Linked DNA regions of Homo sapiens: all the other regions are linked to region 3. The links are chromatin loops, found by intact Hi-C in ENCODE. Cell type or tissue: B cell. All regions are shown on one strand.

The links. Hi-C counts contacts between places; a loop is a spot of excess contacts. Peaks named below come from ENCODE experiments on the same cell type or tissue, not always from the same donor. Only the 100,000 strongest peaks of a DNase experiment are listed, where the experiment ranks them.
Region 1: a loop joins it to region 3, with 9 times the contacts of the local background. A loop is called at or near these places in 2 of 110 quality-filtered maps.
Region 2: a loop joins it to region 3, with 4 times the contacts of the local background. A loop is called at or near these places in 20 of 110 quality-filtered maps.

The regions. Positions count from the first base shown.
Region 1 is chr19:37,924,572-37,932,571 of GRCh38, reverse strand. All of the region lies in intron 1 of SIPA1L3 (signal induced proliferation associated 1 like 3), which reads right to left. Among named protein-coding and RNA genes, the nearest start is that of SIPA1L3, 21 kb to the right of the region's middle. RefSeq lists a silencer at 6,289-6,358. In B cell, no CTCF peak of the experiment used is centred here; DNase peaks (open chromatin) are centred at 61, 621, 3,891, 5,671 and 2 weaker places; H3K4me3 peaks cover 2,383 bases; H3K27ac peaks cover 7,609 bases.
Region 2 is chr19:37,911,249-37,919,248 of GRCh38, reverse strand. All of the region lies in intron 1 of SIPA1L3 (signal induced proliferation associated 1 like 3), which reads right to left. Among named protein-coding and RNA genes, the nearest start is that of SIPA1L3, 8.0 kb to the right of the region's middle. RefSeq lists enhancers at 79-198, 2,629-3,494, 3,495-4,360. In B cell, no CTCF peak of the experiment used is centred here; a DNase peak (open chromatin) is centred at 4,188; H3K4me3 peaks cover 1,889 bases; H3K27ac peaks cover 7,576 bases.
Region 3 is chr19:38,043,951-38,051,950 of GRCh38, reverse strand. The region is part of intron 2 of SIPA1L3 (signal induced proliferation associated 1 like 3); the gene reads right to left. Among named protein-coding and RNA genes, the nearest start is that of SNORD152, 120 kb to the left of the region's middle. RefSeq lists enhancers at 2,331-2,860, 3,514-4,262, 5,131-5,510, 6,241-6,290. In B cell, a CTCF peak has its summit at 7,054 (motif pointing right); DNase peaks (open chromatin) are centred at 2,570, 3,300, 4,740, 5,540 and 1 weaker place; H3K4me3 peaks cover 2,786 bases; H3K27ac peaks cover 7,326 bases.

The DNA of each region.
Region 1 (8,000 bases), 120 kb after region 3:
AGGCCGACCTCAGTGGTGCCCGCCCCCAGCCCGCTGTGGGTGCCTGGAATGCGGAAACGGGAACCTGCCGTGCCAGCTCCTAACAGCGACTTATTCAACAGCCGCAGGAACACGCCAGCCAGCCACCGGAGTTCCCCAGGAGATGGCTGGTCGTCGTGAACAGGCGCGTTCCCAAAGAAAGCTGTTTTGCCAACATTCCCTTTGGGGGAGGGAAAGAAAAGGCCTCCTTACTCATCAGACACGTGGTCTGAGGAGTCTGAATGGGCTTGAAAGAAAGCTCAAAGGTAACAAAGGCGGCTCGCCTATTACCTCGGATTCAGGCACAGGCCACCTGTTCACTGACAGAGCCAGGGCTGGACTTGTGCCCACACCGTCCCCTGCCCTGAGCTTGCGCCTGGATGCTTCATTCAGAACCGTACAATCTAAAGGCGGGCTCCTTGGCCCGTGCAGAGGAGGCACTAGCTCACAGAGGCAATGCAGCTTAATGATTAAACACGGTCGCTGGACTCTTCCAGCCAGCTTTGGAAGCACAACTGAACGGCTTTGGCTGGCTAATAATAACAACCACAACCGGAATGCTCACTGCACAAGGCGCTGTTCTAAGTGCTACATATGAATTCTCTCTCCTAACCCTCACAGCGACCCTCTAAGGAGGAACTATCAGCATTCTTATTTTACAGATGAGAAGTTCAACGAATAAGTCATAGGCTGGAGGTCACACAGGAAGAAAGTGCTGGGGTGGGGATCTAACCCAAGCAGAGGAGCTCCAAGGTTCCAGTTTTTACCCACTACTTTATTTATTTATTTTATTTTATTTTGAGACAGAGTCTTGCTCTGTCACCCAGGCTGGATGGAGTGCAGTGATGCGATCTCAGCTCACTGCAACCTCCGCCTTCTGGATTCAAGGGATTCTCCTGCCTCAGCCTCCCAAGTAGCTGGGATTACAGGCGTGCACCATCACACCCAGCTACTTTTTTTTTTATTTTTATTAAAGACGGAGTTTCAACATGTTAGCCACGCTGGTCTTGAACTCTCAACCTCAGGAGGTCCACCTGACTTGGTCTCCCAAAGTGCTGGGATTACAGGCATGAGCCACCGCGGCCGGCCTTAACCACTACTTTAGATCTCCTCTTGTAAGAAGAAGCAGGTGCTCCCACTGGGCCTCAGTTTCCTCATCTATGAAATGGGATGAAGAGTCAGTGAGAGCTTTATTATTATTTTTGTAGAGACAAGGGTCTCACTGTGTTGTCCAGGCTGGTCTTAAACTCCTAGCTTCAAGCGATCCTCCCTCCTCAGCCTCCCAAAGCGCTGGGATTACAGGCATGAGCCACTGTGCCTGGCCAAGTGAGATCTTTATGGTGAGCACTATGCTTGTGGCTCACAAAAATGCTCAACAATCAGCTGCACTTATCACATGCTGCCCTCAGAGTCAGTCAGGTCCACTTTATTCCTTCAAAATACCGAGTAATCAGCTCAGGTCAGAGTTTAAATTCCAGGCAGCTGAAGGAAAAGAAATTAAGAAAGGCTCTTACCATCCTTCTTTTCATCCACACACACAAATGTAAACAATGTCTATTCTGAGTCAGGCACTGGGACACAGTAGTAAACAAAAACCACATAAATCCTGCCCACAGGGAGCTTATAGTCCCCTGTGAATGAACTGGCACAGAATATTCAAAGATTAGCTGATACATATTGTATGAGTGCTGCTTTGGGTCGGGTGCTGTTGGGGGTTGGGGGGGAGGGGTGTCTAAGCATGTCACGTGCTTTGATGCATTCGAATCCTCCCAACAACCTAGGAGGACAGTACCATTACCAGCTCCACCTTACAGATACGGAAACTAAGACATGCAAGGCTAAGTGGCTTGCCCAAAGTAAAACAGGGAGCCCAAGATGGATCAAGAACTTGCACTCAGCAGTCTGGCTCAGAGCCCACACTGCATTCCTCAGCCCTTTGCAATCTCAAAGGGCAATGGCTTTACAGTGTGGCCACGAGCAGTAGCAACAGGTATCCTCAGGAAATTTCAGTCTGCAAAAGGGATGGTCACTCTTCATAGATTTTTTTTGGTAAGGGGGTGCAGGATTATAAAATATTTATTATAAGTCACATTTATGCTGGGCACGGTGGCTCACACCTGTAATCTCAGCACTTTGGGAGGCTGAAGTGGGAGGATCGCTTGAGCCCCAGGAGTTCGAGACCAGCCTGGGCAACAAAGTGAGACCTCGTCTCTATGAATGATTAAAAAATTAGCCAGGCATGGGCTGGGCACGGTGGCTCACGCCTGTAATCCCAGCACTTTGGGAGGCCAAGGTGGGAGGATCATGAGGTCAGGAGATCGAGACTAACACAGTGAAACCCCGTCTCTACTAAAAATACAAAATAGCCGGGTGTGGTGGCGGGCGCCCGTAGTCCCAGCTACTCGGGAGGCTGAGGCAGGAGAATCGCTTGAACCAGGGAGTCAGAGGTTGCAGTGAGCCGAGATCGCGCCACTGCACTCCAGCCTGGGAAACAGAGTGAGACTCCAACTAAAAAAAAAAAAAAAAAATTTGCCAGGCACGGTGGCATGCACCTGTGGTCCCAGCCACATGGGAGGTTGAGGCGGGAGGATTGCTTGAGCCCAGGAGATCAAGGCTGCAGTGAGCCATGATTACACCACTGCACTCTAGCCTGGGTGACAGAACAAGACTGTCTCTAAAAACAACAAACACATACATACATACATAGATACAGACATACATACATAAAAAGTCACATTTAATATGTTAATAGCAGAGGCCACGTTCTTAAGTACTTACCATGCGCTGGCCCCTGGGGGTAAGCACTTGACTGGCATCCTCTCCTTTCATCCAAGAACAGCCCTCAGAGGGGGAAACAGCCTTTGCAAGGAAGGGTAGGAGGAGGGGGGAGGGAGTCAGGAGCAGAGAGATGGGTGAGACCCAGGTGTTTCTGGGCAGAGTGAGTGAGTGCTCTCAAAGACCTCGCACTCTAACCTTCAGACTGCTGCCTCATCACCCAACTCAAGTTTCCCTGAATTGCCAGACAGAATACTTGGTATTCCAACAAGATTCAGAGTTCTTGTGGTACTGGGACTTTGTGCACAGTTTCAAAGGTGGGCATGATTAGAGAACAAAAAGCTAAGTCCTGATTCAGGTAATTACAAAACAAAGCTGGTAAGCACGATGACAAAAATGCATGGGCATTATGCTTTCCCTGTGTTCCACTTATTTCTGCAGCAAAACCAATTGTCTGCCTACCCAATATCCCTCCCCCTTTCCCAGTCCTTTCCTAAATGGTACTCTGATTTCATTCCTGTAGCCACTCTCCTCCCTGTGCTACCTACTTCAGGTAAGGCTGGCCCCGGCTCCAGCCCCAGCCCCAGCCCCAGCCCCAGAGGGTCAATCCTAATTGGCCCTTGGCTGGTTTCTCTGGGCAGGGTCACATATCACCATGCTGGCCAATGAGATATGAGGGAAATCTGGGAGGCAGGGAATCAATGAAAGGTTTCCTCACTCTTAAAGAGATACACAGCAAGTGAGAGATGCCCTCTTTCTGCTGCTGGATGTGGCACTGTCAGTGTGTGCCAACTGGAGCCTTGGCAGTCATCTTGTGGCCATGCAGGGAGCCTAGGGACACAGGAGACACACCATGGATGGCAGAGTGGCTTGAAGGAGAGGGATGGGGTCCCTGCAGGCATTGTGGAACTGCTTAGTCAACTCCTGTGCTGCTGTGCTGCCTACCTACAGGCTTCTTTGTTATATGAGATCATAAATCTCGTTATTTCAGGCCAATTTCATTTGGGCTTCCTATTACAGTAGCTCATGGTTCTCAAAACGTGCTTCCTGGACCAGGGGCACCAGTGTCACCACAAAATGCAAATTCTCAAGCTAGACTTACAGAATCAGGAACTTACAGAATCAGATGGGGCCCAGCAATCTGTGTTTTACCTAGCCCTCTGGGGATTCTGATCCTTGCTAGGGTTTTTTGTTTTTTTTGAGACGGAGTCTCACTCATTCTGTTGCGCAGGCTGGAGTGCAGTGGCATGATCTTGGCTCACTGCAACCTCTCAGAGCCTCCCAGGTTCAAGCAATTCTCCTGCCTCAGCCTCTCGAATAGCTGGGACCACAGGTATGTGCCACCACACCCGGCTAATTTTTGCATTTTTAGTAGAGATGGGGTTTTACCATGTTGCCCAGGCTGGCCTCGAACTCCTGGCCTCAAATGATCCACCTGCCTCGGCCTCCCAGAGTGCTGGGATTACAGATGTGAGCCACCACACCTGGTCTTGCTCGGGTTTGAAAACCACTGCAGTAGCACACAGAGCTTTAGAGTTAAGATACAGCTCTGGAGTCAGACTGCCTGAATCCAAATCACGTCACCATGCTGATACACTGTTGGTGGGAATGTAAATTAGCTCAGCCACTGGGGAAAGCAGTTTGAAGATTCCTCAAAGAACTAAAAATAGAATTACCGTTCGACCCAGCAATCCCATTTCTGGGTATCTACCCAAAGGAAAAGGAACCATTCTACCAAACGACACCTGCACTCCTACGTTCATCGCAGCACTCTTCACGATAGCATGTGAATCAACCCACAAAGCCAGGGAATCAACCCGGATGCCCATCAACAGCGGACTGGACAAAGATAATGTGGTACATATATACCATGGAATACTACACAGCCATTAAACAAGAATGAAATCATGTCTATTGCAGCAACATGGATGTAGCTGGAGGCCATTATCCTAAGTGAATGAATGCACAAACAGAAAACCAAATATCCAATGTTCTTACTTCTAAGTGGGATGCTAAACATTGCGTACACGTACACACACACACACACACACCCCATGTTCTTACAAGTGAGAGCTAAACATTGCATACACACACACACACACACACACACACACACACACACACCCCATGTTCTTATTCTAAGTGGGAGCTAAACATTGCATATACACACACACCCCATGTTCTTACTTCTAAGTGGGAGCTAAACATTGGGTACGTACACACACACACACACACACACACACACACACACACACACGAACAACAGACACTGAGAATTCCAAAAACCAAGAAGGAATGGGGCAAGGGTTGAAAATCTACCTACTGGGGGCTAGGCGCAGTGGCTCACGCCTGTAATCCCAGCACTTTGGGAGACCAAGGTGGGTGGATCACCTGAGGTCAGGAGTTCAAGACCAGCCTGTCCAACAAGGCAAAATCCAATCTCTACTAAAAAATACAAAAAAGTTTAGCCGGGCATGGTTGGTGGAGGCACCTGTAATCCCAGCTACTCGGGAGGCTGAGGTAGGGAGAATTGCTTAAACCCGGGAGGCGGAGGTTGCACTGAGCTGAAATTGCGCCACTACACTCCACCCTGGGTGACAGAGCGAGACTCCATCTCAAAAAAAAAAAAAAAAGGAAAAGAAAATCTACCTATTGGGTACTCTGTTCACTATTTGAGTGACAGGATCTGTACCCCAAACCTCAGCATCACACAATATACTCATGTAACAAACCTTCACATGTACCCTCTGAATCTAAAAAAAAAAAAATCATGCCACCACCTTTTTTTAGCTGCCTGACCTTGAACAAGTTATTCAAATTTAGTTACCTCATCTGCAAAGGGAGAATAATATCTTCCAGGGTTGTCGGGAGGCTTAAAGGAGTGGCTTCATGTGAAGGGCCCGGCACAGTGTCTTGCATGCAGCAGACGCTACATACATTGCCTACTTGCTGCTGCAGTTGTTGCTGCTGATGCTGTTACTACTGTTTGCAGCCAAAGGCTTACCAACTGACACAACTTCCCGACTGAGCTCTTCCAAAGTTGGCGCCATATCTCCTTTAAGGTTATTTCACCCCCACCCGCTCCCACAGGACCGAGGCCAGTGCCCTGGTTCCACAACGACTTGCAAGTCTCCCATCGCTACAGGGAGGTGCACGGCTCCTCAGGCCCCCTCCCCAAGCCTGAGCCACCTGGTCCCCGCAGAGATTCCCACAGACACCTCAAGCTGGGTGCTCTGCCAGCTACTCTGATGGGTGACTGATGCAGAATGCCCACGGGTTCCAGAGAGCACCCCCACCATGTGAGTCACACCAAACACCCAGCAAGAGTCCGCGGGTGCCCCTCCCTCTGGGAGCTGTGATTTCAAAACTGGTGGCACCAAGACGCAGAAAGCCAAAGTGACGAACATCAGAAGCCAGGTGAGGTCCCCGTGGAAAAGGGGCAGCCTCTTGCTGGGCTTAATAGCAAGCCCTGGTTTGAGGCCACAAGTAGGGCAGGGGTTTTCACGCCCTGGTGTTACAGGCACTGTTGGGCCTGTCACTGAAAGAGGATGGTGAGATGCAGGAGGAATCGGGGGAGGACTACCAACCCTCACAGCAAGAAAGGATTGGCCAAATTCCTCATGTTCCTGAAAGGAAGCTGTTAGGCTGAACCTCATAAAATTGCCAATATTCAACCATTCTTGACCCACGAAAGCACAATGTCAGGCAGTCCAACCTAATACAAGACAGGAAACTCACTCAGATAATGTAGTGTCAAGGAACTGGTCACCATCAGGAAACTGGAATTGTGGTGGTCTCTTGGGAAGGGAACTGGGTGCCCTATTTTTGTTGCTTTGGTTCCTTGTACATGTGGTCACTAGTCAAACTTTTCAAAAGTGTAATAAATCGGCCGGGCGCAATGGCTCACGCCTGTAATCCCAGCACTTTGGGAGGCCAAGGAGGGTGGATCACGAGGTCAAGAGTTTGAGACCATCCTGGCCATCATGGTGAAACCCCATCTCTACTAAAAATACAAAAATTAGCTGGGCATGGTGGTGCGTGCCTGTAGTCCCAGCTACTCAGGAGGCTGAGGCAGGAGAATCGCTTGAACCTGGGAGGCGGAGCTTGCAGCGAGCCAAGATTGGGCCATTGCACTCCAGCCTGGCAACAGAGTGAGACTCCGTCTCAAAAAAAAAAAAAAAAAAAAAAGTAATAAATCAATCAACCCTGAAAAATCTTAACCTTCTCAATCAGAGAAAAGACAAACCTGTGCAGGACCCTAAGAGATCTGCAAATATCTCCTCTCTACCCTCATCCCTCCCACTCTCCTGGGCTCATTCCGCTCCAGCCATGTGGGCCTCAATCTTACCAGGCCCCTCACCTCAGGGCCTTTGCACTGGCTGTTCCCACTCCCTCACCTCCTTCAGGTCTGGCCACTTTCCCAAGGAGGCCATCCCTGGCCACCCTTCCCAAAATTTCAACACCCTCCACCTTAACGCAGTCATGTGTTGCATAACACTGTTTCAGTCAACAATGGACCACATTTACAAGGGTGGTCCCACAAGACGACCATGGAGCTGAAAAATTCCTATTGCCTAGTGACATGAGCCACGGGGAGGTCGGAGAGCCATGCATTATTCACCTGTTTGTCGTGGTGTTGGTGTAAATAAACCTACTGTGCTTCCAGTCACGTAAAAGACAATGTAACACATACAATCATGTACAGTACATAATCTTTTTTTTTTTTTTTTGAGACAGAGTCTCCCTCTATTCCCCAGGCTGGAGTGCAGTGGTGTGATCTCGGCTCACTGCAACCTCTGCCTCCTGGATTCAAGCAATTCTCCTACCTCAGCCTCCTGAGTAGCTCAGATTACAGGTGCACGCCACGTCGCCCAGCTAATTTTTGTATTTTTAGTAGAGAGAGGGTTTCACTATGTGGGCCAGGCTGGTCTAGAACTCCTGATCTCAGGTGATCCGCCCACTTCAGGCTCCGAAAGTGCTGGGATTACAGGCGTGAGCCACCACACCCAGCCCATGTACAGTACATAACACTTGATAAGGATAATAAATGACTATGTTACTGGTTTACATATTTAGTATATATACTTTTTTTTTTTTTTTTGAGATAGAGTCTAGCCCTGTCACCCAGGCTGGAGTGCAGTGGCGCAATCTCAGCTCACTGCAACCTCTGCCTCCCGGATTCAAGCTATTCTCCTGCCTCAGCCTCC
Region 2 (8,000 bases), 130 kb after region 3:
TGTGGTGAGCACCATCTGGGGACAGGAACAAGCTGAGAATCTCCAGCACCTGCCCTGTTTAGGTAGAAGGCCAGGATTCAACCTGCACCTGACACCTCCAAAAAGTCTAGAACCACGACTCTCATAGAGTTGACAGAGGAAACCACTGTGATGTCCCTTCCCCACACCCCATCCACTGGCAATGTCTTTGGAGCACAGCAAGGGTAAGACACATTCACAAGCTAAGCTCTGCTGTTGCTTCCACCAGAGCCCACAGCACCCACCAGAATACACAGCAATGAGGGCCAGAGTCAGCGACACAACAGGTTTCATGTCCAAAGCAGCAGTTTGTTTATTTATTTATTTATTTATTTATTTATTTATTTATTTATTTATTTTGAGACCGAGTCTCGCTCTGCCGCCCAGGCTGGAGTGCAGTGGTGTGATCTTGGCTCACTGCAACCTCTGCCTCCTGGGTTCGTTTGATTCTCCTGCCTCAGCCTCCCAAGTAGCTGGGATTACAGGTGCCCACCACCATGCCTGGCTAATTTTTTCTATTTTTAGTAGAGATGGGATTTCACCATGTTGACCAGTCTGGTCTTGAACTCCTGACCTCAGGTGATCCGCCCTCCTCATCCTCCCAAAGTGCTGGGATTACAGGCATAAGCCACCAGGCCTGGCCCCAAAGCAGCAATTTAGAAATGAGCTTTCAGGCTGGGCATGCTGGCTCATGCCTATAATCCCAGCACTTTGGGAGGCCGAGGCAGGCGGATCACAAGGTCAAGAGATTGAGACCATCCTGGCCAACATGGTGAAACCCCATCTCTACTAAAAATACAAAAATTAGCTAGGTGTGGTGGCGCGCACCTGTAGTCCCAGCTAATCGGGAGGCTGAGGCAGGAGAGTCACTTGAACACAGGAGGTGGAGGTTGTAGTGAGCCAAGATCGCGCCACTGCACTCCAGCCTGGTGACAGAGCAAGACCCTGTCTCAAAAACAAACAAACAATCAAACAAACAAAAAACAAAGAAATGAGCTTTCAAACACGCCAAGACCTTTCCTTGCCTTCCTTAGTCCCCCTGCTCACCCTCCTCCCAACTCCCCAAAGACCCCTCTCTTTCCTGGGAGGTAAGGTTCCAGGTTCCAGCAAACCTAGAGGTCAATTTAAGGAGTGGACCTCTCAATCATTCAGGTCTCAAACCAGCACACCGACACCAATGTAAACCCAGAGATTAATGCTGACAAACTGGGACTTCTTTTTTTTTTGAGACAGGGTCTTTCTCCGTCACCCAGGCTGGAGTGCAGTGGCACAATCACGGCTCACTGCAGCCTTGACCTCCTGGCCTAAAGCAATCCTCCCACCTCAGCCACCCATGTAGCTGGGACCACAGGCACAAGCCACCATACCCAGCTAATTTTTTAAATTTTTGTAGAGGTGGAGTCTTGCTTTGTTGTCCAGGCTGGTCTCAAACTCCTGGGCTTAAGCAATCCTCCTGCCTGGGCCTCCCAAAATGTTAGGATTACAGGTATGATCTTCTACGACCGGCCTCAGAATCGATTTTGTGCAACAAGTCCCTCCTATGGTTTTCATTGCTCAAAACTCAGACCCTATCCCCCTTAAACACCCTCCAATACAGCATATAAAACAGGTTTAAAAGTATACACTCTGCACCTGAGCTCAAATGCTGCCTCTGCCACTTCCCAACTTTGAGCAAGTGACCTCTCATTGCCTTATCTCAGCTTCCTCATCTGTGAAATGGGAATAACTGTAGTCCCTGGCACCTCCGAACACAGGCAACACCCACCAACACTAAGCACAGTGCCAGGCACATACAGCAAGTTTGATGGACAGTAGCTCTTTGGTTAGCTATAACTGCTTGTGATAAACCTGCTTTTCATCATACATCTGCCCTTCTCCGCCAAGATAAAACAGGAGTGGCATGTCAGATCTATCACTGAACTACCACCTTTGATTTACACGTGAATCTCATACCCTCGGCCAGTGCTGTCCGATGTGGTAGCCATTAGCCACATGTAGCCACCGAGCACTTGAAACATGGCTGGTACCAACTGAGATACGCTGAAAGTGTAAAATACATATTGTATGTCAAACGCTTAATGTGGAAAAAAGGAAGTAAAATAGCTCACTAATAATTTCTATATTGATTACATGTTGAAATGATGTTTTAGATGAAATAAAATATATCATTAAAATTACTTTCCTGCTTCCTTTTACTTTTCAAAATATGGCTACTAGAAAATTTTTAATTACCTATATGAGCCTCATCAGTGACCCACATTTTTTTTTTTTTGAGAAGGAGTCTCACTCTGTTGCCCAGGCTGGAGTGCAGTGGTGCAATCTTGGCTCACTGCAACTGTCACCTCCAGGGTTCAAGTGATTCTCTGCCTCCGTCTCCCGAGTAGTTGGGATTACAGGCACATGCCACCAGACTCAGCTAATTTTTGTATTTTAAGTAGAGATGGGATTTCACCATGTTGGCTAGGCTGGTCTCGAACTCCTGAACTCAAGTGATCCACCCGCGTCAGCCTCCCAAAGTGCTGGGATTACAGGCATGAGTCACCGCGCTCGGCCCCACGTTATATTTCTAACAGACAGCACTGTTGTGGGCTTTTGAGAACCAGTGTCTTATTCAACTTTATACTGTCAGTGTCAAGCATGGACCCTGACACACAGGGTAGGTGAAGAAATGTTTCACAGATGGACAGATGAAAGATGCTCTCCATACTTTCAGTCTTTTTTTTTTTTTTTTTTTTTTAGACACAGAGTGGTGTGATCATAGCTCACTGTATCCTTGATCTCCTGGGCTCAAGGTGTGGTAGTGCCTGGGCTCAAGTGATCCTCTCACCTCAGCCTCCTGAGTAGCTGGGATTATAGGTGCACATCACCAAGCCTGGCTAATTTAAAAATTTTTTGCAGAGATGAGGTCAGATGCGGTGGCTCACGTCTGTAATCCCAGCACTTTGGGAGGCTGAGGCGGGAAGACCACCTGAGGTCAGGAGTTTGAGACCAGCCTGGCCAACATGGTAAAACCCCATCTCTACTAAAAATATAAAAATTAGCCGGGTGTGGTGGTGGGCGCCTGTAATCCCAGCTACTGTGGAGGCTAAGGCAGGACAGTCATTTGAACCCAGGAGGCAGAGGTTGCAGTGAGCTGTGATCATACCACTATACTCCAGCCTGGGCAACAGAGTGAGAACTGTCTCAAAAACAAAAACTTTTTTTTTTTTTGCAGAGTTGGGGTCTATGTTGCCCAGACTGGTCTTGAACTTCTGGTCTGAAGTAATCCTCCCACCTCGGCCTCCCAAAGTGCTGGGATTACAAGCCTGAGCCACCATGCCCACCCAATATTTTTAGTCTTAAAAGCACCCACTACTGTCCTCACATCTAACCAGGGCTACCCTTCATTCAAAATACGCCCACGCTACAGCAAATCAAAGTGCACACAGGTCATGATGCCGGAGCAGGGACCTGGGGCCCTTACAGGTCCAAGAATCATTGTCTTAGTTGATGGGCTATAGTATGATACTTTAACAGCCCACATGGCTAGTGTGCTTAAAACACCATTTCCAGCTGGGTGCATGGCTCACATCTGTAATCTCAACACTTTGGGAGGCTGAGGCCGTCGGATCACTTGAGGTGAGGAGTTGGAGACCAGCCTGGCCAAGATGGTGAAACCCCATCTCTACTAAAAATACAAAAATTAGCTGGGAGTGGCGGTGGGCGCCTGTAACTCCAGGTACTCAGGAGGCTGAGGCAGGAGAATCGCTTGAACCCAGGAAGCGGAGGTTGCAGTGAGCCCAGATCACACCACTGCACTCCAGCGTGGGCAACAGAGCGAGCCTCTGACTCAAAAAAAACAAAAACAAACAAACAAAAAAAAACACCTTTTCCAGCCAAGTCCCAAGTCCCCTTGCAAAGCTCACCCAAAGGAGACACCCTGCTCCCTCTCCTTGGACACTACACTTTGTTTCATGCTAACCTGTGCCTGGTATGGCAACCAAGCAGTCAACCTTGTTTTACTTGACAGGCTCTGCTGGAGGGTCTTTAGTTTTGAAACCACCACCAAACCATCCCTATCGTGTCTCATTGAGAGCAAAAATGATGCCACAACATCCCAGGCGGCCCCTGCTGCCACATCAATTAGGTACTAAATATAGTCTAAAGTGCTTTGCATGTCAAACAACAAGGAAAGGAAATGCTGTGTCCACTTCCTCAATTTGCCTCTGCCTGGTAAGGAGGGCCCTGGAAGAGTTTAGAATGCAGGTGAAGAGCATGGAGGGTGGAATCAGTTTCCTCATCTGTAAAATGAGTTTGATCAAGTTAATTACTTCACTGGACTACTGTCAGGATTAACTGAGGAATGTGTGAAATGCTTAGAAAAGCATCTAGCACAGAGTAAGCACCAGGTAAGCTGCTATCATTATTATTATTTTATAAAAAAGTAGGCCAGGTATGGTGGCTCGTGCCTGTAATCTTAGCACTTTGGAAGACTGAGGGTGGAGGATCACCTGAGCCCAGAAGTTCAAGATCAGCCTGGGCAAAACAGGTCTCTACAAAAAATAGAAAAAATGTGGCCGGCTGCAGTGGCTCACACCTGTAATCCCAGCACTTTGGGAGGCTGAAGCAGGCAGATCACCTGAGGTCAGGCGTTTGAGACCACCCTGGCCAACATGGTGTAACCTGTCTCCTCTATTAAAAGTACCAAAAAAAAATTAGCCAGGTGTGGTGGCACATTCCTGTAATCCCAGCTCCTTGGGAGGCTGAGGCAGGAGGATCACTTGAGCCCAGGAAGCAGAGGTTGCAATGAGCTGAGATCATGCCACTGCACTCCAGCCTGGGCGACAGAGCAGACCCTGCCACAAAAAAAAAAAAAATTAAAGTAGTATCAACTTGAAAACTAGGAATTAACTCTTCTCCAGTCAAACTGATACTCTTTGTAGCAAACTCACTCCCACCTCCGGGCCTTAACACTTGCTGTTCCCTCTACCTGGAATGTTCTTTCTTCAACTTTCGGCATAGCCAGTGCCACTGCTCATTAAGGTATCAGTTCACATGACTCCTCAAAGAGGCCTGGGAGGCCTTCCCTGACCATCAAAGCTAAGGTAACCACCGCCATCTTGCCCCATCAGCCATTTGCTCTCCACTTACCCTGTTAAATTTTCTCCATCACAGTTAAAACTATCTGAAGAGGCAGGATCAGGATTTTTTTTTTTTTTTTTTTTTTGAGACGGCCTCTCACTCTGCCGCCCAGGCTGGAGTGCAGTGGTGCAATCTAGGCTCACTGTAAACTCCGCCTCCTCCTGCCTCCTAGGTTCACGTGATTCTCCTGCCTCAGCCTCCCGAGTAACTGGGACTACAGGCGCCTGTCACCACACCTGGCTAATTTTTGTATTTTTAGTAGAGACGGGGTTTCACCTTGTTAGCCAGGATGGTCTCGATCTCCTGACCTCGTGATCTGCCCGCCTCAGCCTCCCAAAGTGCTGTGATCACAGGCGTGAGCCGCTGTGCCCAGCCAGGATTTTTTTTAATTAAAAAAAAAAAAAAGAAAGAAAAGGCTGGGCACAGTGGCTCACGCCTGTAATCCCAGCACTGTACAAGGCCAAGGTAGGCAGATCACCTGAGGTCAGGAGTTCAAGACCAGCCTGGCTAACATGGCAAAACCCCTCCTCTACTAAAAATACAAAAATCAGCAGGGCATAGTGGCGCATGCCTGTAATCCCAGTTACTCAGGAGCCTGAGGCAGGAGATGGGCTTGAACTTGGGAGGCAGTGGTTGCAGTGAGCTGAGATTGTGCCAGCCTGGGTGACAGCGAGACTCCATCTCAAAAACACAAAGTGAAATGATCCTGTTTATTGTGTGTCTTCCCGGGCTAGAATGGCTAGAATGTAAACCCTAGGACAGCAAGGATCTTGTCTGTCTTGTTGACTGCTGAATCCTCAGTGCCTAGGATAGGACCCTGGCTCACAGCAGGGTCTCAACACATCTGTCAACTCAATAAAATAAGAATAGTAGCTAACTGCACAGGGCTAATGACAGCCTAATGTGCTGAAAGTCTTGCAGACATTTCATTCAGTCTCCAGCGACCCCCGAGGTAAAGACTACTATCATACCCATTTTGCCAATGAAGAAAAAAGCTCAGTGCACATCTTACAAGTTAGTGGCTATACTGTGATTTGAACTTGGTCTGCCCGCCACCTAAGCCACCTTCCAACCATGGCACACTTCTCGCAAATATGAGGAGTGATATTTCCCACTGATGCTCCACCACCAGCCCCTCACCCCCACCACCCACTGTGGTCAGGGCACTTTACTGGCTCCTGTCTTCCTGGGCAAATCTCCTCCCTTCTTTCAGCGGCAGCTGGATCCCTCACCTTAGGCCCCCAACATCTCCAAGCGGGATCCCTGCAATATAACTTTTTCTTATTTCTACCTGGTGTTTCAAGTGATTGAGTTGGCTCTTCCTGTGAATTTCTCTGGGTTTGAAAGAACACATGTAGGCTGAGGCGGGAGGATCATTTGAGGCCAGGACTTCGAGACCAGTCTAGGCAACATAGTGTGAGACCCTATCTCTACAAAAATTTAAAAATTAGCTGGGTGTGGTGGTGCACACCTGTAGCCCCAGCTACTAGGGAGTCTGAGGTGGGAGGATCACTTGAGCCCAGGAGTTCAAGGTTACAGTGAGCTATGATGACGCCACTGCACTCCAGCGTGGGCAACAGAGTGACCCTGTCTCTAAAAAAAAGATCACAGCTGGCCCTGCCCTGAAGGCTTGACATAGATAATCTTATGAAACCTCTCAACAACCACCCTATAAGGAAGACACTGGTATCATCCCCATTTTCAGATCAGGACACTAAGGCTCAGAAGGACACATGATTTGCCCAAGGTATCACAACTAATATAGGATAGAGTCACAGTGTGAACCCAGACCATGTGGCCCCAGAGTTTGTGCTTCAGCCACTGGGCCATGCTGCCTATGTGAAAGGATACTTTTTATACTTTTTTTTTTTTGAGACAGAGTGTCACTCTTGTCACTCAGGCTAGAGTGCAGTGGTACAATCTCGGCTCACTGCACCCTCCACCTCCCTGGTTCAAGCAATTCTCCTGCCTCAGCCTCCCAAGTAGCTGGGATTACAGGCTCTCATCATCACACCCTGCTAATTTTTTCTTTTTTTTATAGATGGAGTCTCGCTCTGTCGCCCAGGCTGGAGTGCAGTGGCACAATCTTGGCTCACTGCAAGCTCTGCCTCCCAGGTTCACGCCATTCTCCTGCCTCAGCCTCCTGAGCAGCTGGGACTACAGGCACCGGCCACCACGCCTGGCTAATTTTTTTGTATTTTTTAGTAGAGACGGGGTTTCACTGTGTTAGCCAGGATGGTCTCGATCTCCTGAGCCACCACCAAGGATACTTATTAGATGTGTGTTTGCTGAGGTAAAGAAATCTCAGAGGGGCCAGGCGCGGTGGCTCACGCTTGTAATCCCAGCACTTTGGGAGGCTGAGGTGGGCGGATCACGAGGTCAGGAGATCGAGACCACGGTGAAACCCCATCTCTACTAAAAATACAAAAAATTAGCCGGGCGTGGTGGCGGGCGCCTGTAGTCCCAGCTACTCGGAGAGGCTGAGGCAGAGGAGAACGGCGTGAACCCAGGAGGCGGAGCTTGCAGTGAGCTGAGATTGCGCCACTGCACTCCAGCCTGGGCGATAGAGCAAGACTCCGTCTCAAAAAAAAAAAAAAGACATCTCAGAGGAACAACCTAAAGGACCAGCAGTGGGGGAATGCTGGAATAAAGCGTGGTCTCTCTGCACTGAAGAATGTGGGTACAGCTGTTGAAAAGGATAAGCCAGATCTATATGTAATGACTTGGAAGGACATGCCCAGCCATTAATTGAAAAAACTGGGTTACAAATAGGTGTAGCTTGATCCCTACCCCCTCCTTTTTTGGGGAATGGTATGGGAGGAGGAAGAAAACAGTCGATACACACACACACACACACACGC
Region 3 (8,000 bases):
ATGCTATTTCTACCCCTGTAAATGCCTGAAATTCCCCATTACTAAAACAACTCAAGTGGGGCGTGGTGGCTCACGCCTGCGATCCCAGCATTTTGGGAGGCCAAGACGGGAACACTACTTGAGACCAGGAGTTCAAGACCAGCCTGGGCAACATAGCAAGACCCTGTCTCTACAAAAAAATTAAAAAGTTAGCAGGTGTGGTGGTGTGTGCCTGTGGTCCCAGCTACTCAGGAGGCTGAGGTGGGAGGATCACTTGAGTTCAGGAGTTCGAGTCTGCAATGAGCTAAGATCGAGCCACTGCACTCCAGCCTGGGCCACAGAGATACCCTGTCTCAAACAAACAAACAAAAAAACCAAACCAAACTAAGAAACAAATCAAAACCAACAGGTCTGTATTCTGTTGGTGGGGATACACCAGGTTCTAGTGGCAGAACCGTCTTTGAGGGCAACTTGTCAGTTCATTACATCAAAACCATGCATATCCCTGGACCCAGCAATTCTGGCTCCAGTAAAAACACTGGCTCAAGAACCCAGAGCTTCTTGGACGAGGCTCCCCACTGCAGCACTACTTGAGAAAGACGAAAAGATGAAACCCAAGAGTCTCTCATTAAAGAATCAGTAAATACATTTTGATATGTCCATATGATACAGGCAGTCATTAAAAAGAAAGAGGGTACATTTAACATGCTAACGTGAGAACATGTCTAGAGATAGTCATCAGAGACAAATGCTAGCTGTGAAGAAAAAGTATTTATCACGTCACATTAAAACCTATGTGCTACCCAGAGGAGAAAACTCTGGTAAATGTAGTGATATCCACAAACATGACTATAGCATTTACCATGTGCCAGGCACTGCTCTAAACACTTTACATATATTTTCTTTTCTTTTTAAGACAGAATCTAGCTCTGTCACCCACGCTGGAGTGCAGTGGCATGATCTTGGCTCACTGCAACCTCCGCCTCCCAGGTTCAAGTGATTCTCCCGCCTCAGCCTCTGGAGTAGCTGGGATTACAGGTGTGTGCCACCACACCGGGCTAACTTTTGTATTTTTTGTAGAGATGGGGTTTCGCCATGTTGCCCAGGCTGGTCTTGAACTCCTGGCCTCAAGTGATCCATCAGCCCCAGCCTCCCAAAGTGCTGAGATTACAAGCATGAGCCACCATGCCCAGCGCACACATCATACTTTTAAAAATTAAAAACTACACACGTGGAAATGAATATACAGCACTCGACTCAAATGTGAAAGAAAGGAGTAGCTCCAAGCCTGCTCTTCGGACAACTTTGACTATATTGTCTCTTGGACGACCCAGGAGAAGCCAGAAATTCCTCCACAGGCAGAGCCATTCTGACGTGCATTGAAAGTGAAAGGATACAACATTTGAAAGTTTAGAAACTTTAAAACAATAATAATGACGGTGATAGTGATAATAATTGCTAATGCTTTCAGATCACATATGTGTTAGGCGCTGTTTTTTTGTTGTTGTTGTTATTGTTGAGACAGTCTCACTCTGTTGGCCAGGCTGGAGTGCAGTGGTGTGATCTTGGCTCACTTCAACCTTTGCCTCCTGGGTTCAAGGGATTCTCCTGCCTCAGCCTCCTGAGTAGCTGGGATTACAGGCATGCGCCACCACGTCGGGCTAATTTTTGCATTTTTAGTGGAGACGGGGTTTCATCATGTTGGCCAGGCTGGTCTCGAACTCACGACGTCAAGTGATCCACCTGCCTCGGCCTCCCAAAGTGTTGGGATTACAGGCGTGAGCCACCATGCCCAGCCAGCACTGTCTTAAATGCTTTACATATATTATCTCATTTAATCCTCAAAATACCTTACAATATAGATACTACTATTATTTCCATTTTATATTTATGGCAGCTCTGAGGCTCAGAGAGGTGAACTAACTTGCTGGGTTACATGGCAGGGTCAGGATTCAAACGCAGGTCACCGGCTCCAGAATTTGCCTTCCAATGCCTGTGCTGACTGGGCCTCTCTTGGAAAGGGGAGCCTGAATTAGGTTAACAGGGGCATGAAGAGGCACTCAGCCAGACTCACCATCAGAGCATTAAAACCCCGGAGACCCCACTTGACACCCTTCGGATTGGTGAAACTGGGAAGCAGGACAACAGCAAAGTGGCGAGAGGTATGGGGAAGCGGGACCCTCCTGTGCTCTCGGGGGAACGCGGGTCAGAGCAGCCTCATAGAGAGCTCAGGAGTTCAAGATCAGCCTGGCCAATGGAGCAAAACCCCAGTTCTACCAAAAGTACAAAAATTAGCTGGGTGTTGTGGCAGGTGCCTTAATCCCACCCCTGGGGAGAGAGAATGCCTATCTCCGGCTGCAACTGACTCCTGGGGGTAAGCCCCATGGGTTCCTAAGGCAAAGGTAGGCGGATGCTCACTTGAAGCATGGTTTGAAGTGGGGTGGAGCTAGGGGCAACCTGGATGCCCAACACCAGGGGACCAGACACGTGAGCCGTGGCAGATGTACAGCATGTACAACTGTTCAGCTGCCAGACGCCATACACTGGACACACATCCAGCAACGTGGCTAGATGGCGAACACATGCTATTTGGTGAAAACCAGAAGAAACCGAAAGAATGAGATACAGAGCTCCAAACCCCGGAAGCTGACTCTTTACTCAAACCTCAATATATATTTTGCAAGGATGTGTGCACAGCTACAGACACACCGGAAATATTTCAGACTGGGGGAAGGAATGAAAGGACCTATAGAGGATGAAGATGGAAAGAGAAACAAAAACCTTCCCAGTGACAAGGGAGGAGACACCCATTTTTTTTCCCCACCATCAGACAAGTAGTCTTTGGCAGCCAGACTCCACTTGCCCCCTGTCCACCCCCCGCTTTTTTTTTGAGATGGGGTCTCGCCCTGTCGCCCAGGCTGGAGTGCAGTGGCGCAATCTCAGCTCACTGCAACCTCCACCTCCTGGGTTCAAGCGATTCTCCTGCCTCAGCCTCACGATAGCTGGGACTACAGGTGTGCACTACCACACCCAGCTAATTTTTGTATTTTTAGTAGACACGGGGTTTCACCGTGTTAGCCAGGATGGTCTCTTGACCTCATGATCTGCCCGCCTCAGCCTCCCAAAGTGCTGGGATTACAGGTGTGAGCCACCGCGCCCAGCCTGCCCCCTTTTTTGGGTGTTAACTGAGGGTGGATGATGCAGGAGGCAGAAATTGGACGCAAGTCACTAAACTTCTTCAAAAGAAAACCACACTTCTTTGTTCTCAAATGCCACAAAATCTGTTGGGCCTGACACGATTTGCTAACTTAGGGAGGGGACTTGGTCAGGGACTGAGCTTGGCAGGCATTAATGGTTGTCTACTCAGTTTCCACTTCTGCTTTTTTCAGCTACTAGACAACAGAACCCAGTTGGTCAAGAGTGATCAGGATGTGGCATTCCTCTAGTAACTTGACCGGCCTGGTTGAGGGGCACGTGACCTCAGCTGGACCAGCTGTAGACTGAGGGGAACCACTTATAACCATCAGTGGGGTGTGTTCTCTCTCTCCTGATGCCTGTGGACAAGGGCAAGTGGCCCTGATTATCACTGGAAGCCATTCTGGAACCAAGAGGCATACAGAGGCCTTTGGAGGCTGAGAACCTGAGTCCCTGACAGACATGCTTGAGCTGCTGATCCTATCCACCTGGTGCCCATCCACCCCTGGGCTTCTAGAACACATCACATGTCTTAACCATTGGCCAGATGGTGCCAGGGTTGTTACTTGCAACTAAAAAGCATCCTGACTGAGAACCACAAAGCAGCCTGCTATCTTTTAATTGTTAAACAAGAGAAAATCTCTGTAGGAGGGAAATGGGGCATTAGAGGCATGAACAGGAAGGGCCAATTCATCCTAGTGTATGGGAAATGTTCACCCAGGCTGCATGTCCCCTGCCCACCCAGAGGCACACGCACGATTCTCTGTGCACGAGAGCTCAGGAAACCCTCTGCAGTGGGTCACTGTTTCCCTCACATCCTTTACCACAGTGGAGTTACCGCCGGTTTCCCATGTTGTATTTCTCCTGATGACGGCAGGGGGTTAATCCCCAGCTGACTGGAGCTGAGGATGAGAGACAGGACCAGAAAGCCCAGCCTGGCACTCCTGCAGCTGCTCTGTTCCTGAATCAAAGGTCGGACTTCAGGATCTGGACTGCCGCTGGGGTCTCTAAAATGACACGTGGTCCGAGGCCCTCCATGAGGAGACCTGGCTGGCTGCGGTGTCACATCCCTCCGTCAGCATCAAGGGAAAGATACCAGTGTGGCAGGGGCGGGCAAAGGAGCGTGCGCTCTGGGGTCAGCCCGGCCCGGGTTCAATCATCGCTCTACCCACAGATCGCCTGTGACTGCCTCTACTATAAAGTGAGTGGCAGGAGGGATCGAGGTCGAAGGAGGAAAAAATAACACAAACCTACCCAGTGAGACATTGTGTCACTGGCCATGTCGGTTCATTCATTCAACAAATATTTACTGAGCAGCTCTTTCGGGCCAGGTCCTGTTCTAGATGCTGGGGATATGGCAATGCACAAGACACAGAATTCCTATGGTCAAACAGGAGCTCACAGGCTATACTATAGGGTGTAGACAGGCAATACACAAGCCCACAAATCCACTGTGATATGTGCCATGAAGAAAATAAACCAGGTGATATGACAGAGAGAGGAATGTGTAGGAGTGTGTGTGAGTGCGTGCGTGTGTGCGTGCGTGTGTGTCGGCGGGGGAGAACAGGCTGGCAGGAAGTATAGCAGAGTGATTATGAAGCCAGATGGTCTGGGTTCAAATCCTGGTTCTGCCACTTCCTACCTGTGTGGCTCACGCAAACAACCCAACTTATCCGTGCCTCAGTTTCCTCATGTGTAAAACTGGATAGTGCCTGCCTCACAGGGTTTTTGGGAGGACTAAGTGGGTCAACACCTATAACATACTTAGCAGTGGGGACCACGCCTGGCTGGGGAGCCCATCCACTTAAGGGTCTCTGGAAGAGCCACTCAACCACCCAGGTGGTGCTGTTAGGCAGCCACAGCTACAAGCCATGTGGGTTTTCTGAGACACGATACACCCAAGTGCTCTCAAAGAGAGCCCCCTCCTGCAGGATCAGAGCCACCTTGCTCTGAGCGGGCAGCTGTGGGTACAGCAGAAGGGACAGCAAAGCCCTCCACTTACTGAGCAACTGACAGACGCCACTCGGGCACAGGAGATGCCGGGTTGCGGGGTCAGAGGAGCTGCTCGGGGGACCTGGGCCCCTCCACACCCGGAAAATCCAGCAGCATCCCCAGGCTGCGGGCGAGATGGCGGATTCATGTGGGCTCTTGCTGGGGGGTTGTGGCACAGGGCCTCCCAAAACTCTCAGCCTATGAAGGAGTCATTTCCTGTGCCATGCCCAGGAGACACAGGTAATCTGGAAACTCCCCTCCCCGGCCACCCTGCCTCTTTCCAGGGCAGGGCCCAGAACAGGGAACCGAGAGAAGCACGTTGATCGGCATGAGGTCAAAGACTCCACCACCACCCCACGGCCCCCGACCTTGAAGCTTTGTGCTGTCATCTGGCCACTCAAAAGAAATAGGGAAATGAGGAGGGGGGACAGGCTGCTGGCAGCGCTGGGCCTGAGAGGAAATGAGGCCATCTTTGCGGGCAGCAGGTGGGGGTCCCTTTTGAGAGGCCTGGAGGTCTATGGAGGAGGCGGGGCTGCTGTGACCTGTTTCTCGGGCCTCCCAGCAGCCTGGGATGGACCAGCAAGCTGCTTCTTTCCTAGAGGCTGATGAGTCGAGAACCAGGGCACCTTCTCGTCTATAGAAAGCTCCTCTCAACCCCGCCGACTGAGTGGCCAGATGACGGCAAAAAGCTTCAAGGAATCACAGTGGTGGAGGCGGCTCTGGAGTCTCTGACGTGACCCTGGAGCGGTACAAACTGTCCTGGGGGAGGAAGAGTGTCAGGACATCAAGGCTTGAAAGTGCACACAGAAGTTTAGAAAGAATTAAATGAAGTTGTATCACTTCTCCCCTGAAAACCCTTCTGTGGCTCCCAGGGGCTGTGGGAAGAAAGTCCAAATCTCCTACCGTGGCTCACCAGACCAGCTGACCCAAGTTTTCCTTCCCGCACTCTGCTCCTCCAACACACCCAGTTCCTCCCCACCTGCGACACCTTGGACCTGCACACAGACTATTCTCCCAGCCAAAATGCCCCAGCCTCCAGCCCACCCCAGGCTAGTTCCTGTTCATCCTCCCCGTCGAGCTTCACAGGTTGCTTCTTCAGAAAAGCCTCCTCTGACACTCCCACGCCCACCCCAGCCTGGAATAAGACCCCCACCTCCTTCCTGCCTGTTATTCTCTCTCAAGGCCCCCTGCACTTTTTCTTTCTTTTTTTCCTGAGACAAGGTCTTGCTCTGTCACCCAGGCTGGAGTGCAGTGGCGTGATCATGGCTCACTGCAGCCTCGACCCCCCGGGCTCAAGCGATCCTCCCACCTTAGCCTCTCGAGTGGCTGTGTACCTTTTCTTTATAGTTTCATTGCCACAGTTAAATTACGTGGCTGAGTGATTATTTGGTATCTTTTTTTTTTTTTGAGACAGAGTCTCACTCTGTCACCCAGGCTGGAGTGCAGTGGCATGATCTCAGCTCACTGCAACCTTCCGCCTCCCGGGTTCAAGTGATTCTTGTGCCTCAGCCTCCCGAGTAGCTGGGATTACAGGCACGCATCACCACACTGGCTACTTTTTGTATTTTTTGTAGAGACGGGGTTTCACCATGTTGGCCAGGCTGGTCTCGAACTCCTGACCTCAAGTGATCTGCCCATCTTGGCTTCCCGAAGTGCTGGGATTACAGGTGTGAGCCACTGCGCCCAGCCTGATTATTTGATATCTATCTCCCCCACTAGGTGGTGAGGGCCATGAAGCCAGAATAATGGTAATGATAGGATTTAACTTGTAACAACAGCTCAAGCCTATCAAACACTGATGATGTTTTACAGCATTATCTCATTGATTCCTGACAACAGCTCCATGAGTCAGTATTATTATTAGACTCATTCTCTAGATGGGGATGCCACGTCAGTCCTGTTGGTGGCACCAGGCACTAAGTAAATGGTCTGGGGGGCGCCCAGATGTCTGGGTTATGTTTCTGATTCTCCTTCCCCATCATCATCTGGGGACAGGAGCCCAGGTCCATAGAACACACTTCTGCCATACTCCACAGTGACGACCCCCAATTCCAAGGGCTCCTCTGCGTTCTAACCTCTCCCCAATCCATGAAGACATTAATTTAACACATTTTTATTGTGCAGCTATTGTGTGCCAGGTGTGGCCTGAACAGAGAGAAAGCAACAAACAACACGTGTAGTCACACCTTCACAGGCCTCAACAAAGCCCCGTCTCTCTTGAACCTGCTCCCTTCAGCCTTTTGTGCCTCCCATCTAGCAATCACCTCGGGCCCTCATCAACCTCCTGCCTCACTGCAGGGGTCCATACTCTCCAGGTCTCCTCCCTCCTCACTGGCACTCCCTCCCCAGCCTCCTTCGCTGATTCCTCGCCGTCTCTCCGCACAGCTTCGCTCTTCCCCATCCACACGGCTCTCCTCGTGATTTCAACACCTCTGTGCTGGGGACCCCTACTTTTCCTTCTCCCCCCTGGACCTCTCTCAACTTCAGGTATGCGTATCCAACTGTCTCCTTGCCATCTCACGCAGCTGTCTGACGGGCACCCAGCACCGAACAGACTCAGCCACGTCTCTGATTCTTCACAAGGCCTTCTGCCACTCCCTGCAAACCCCGACCCTGGGGTCCCTCAATGCAGTATCTTCACCCCTCAGCTGGTGTCCAGGCCCAAACCTCAGGGTCATCCTAGCCCCCTCTCTTTCTCTCACCCCTACATCCAGGCCATCAGTACTCACTGTCAGCTCCACCTTCAAGATATAAATGGGCTCACCCCTCCTTCACACCCCCACAGGCAGGACCATGGACCACAGCAGGAGCTTCTGCCCCAATTTCCTGGCTCT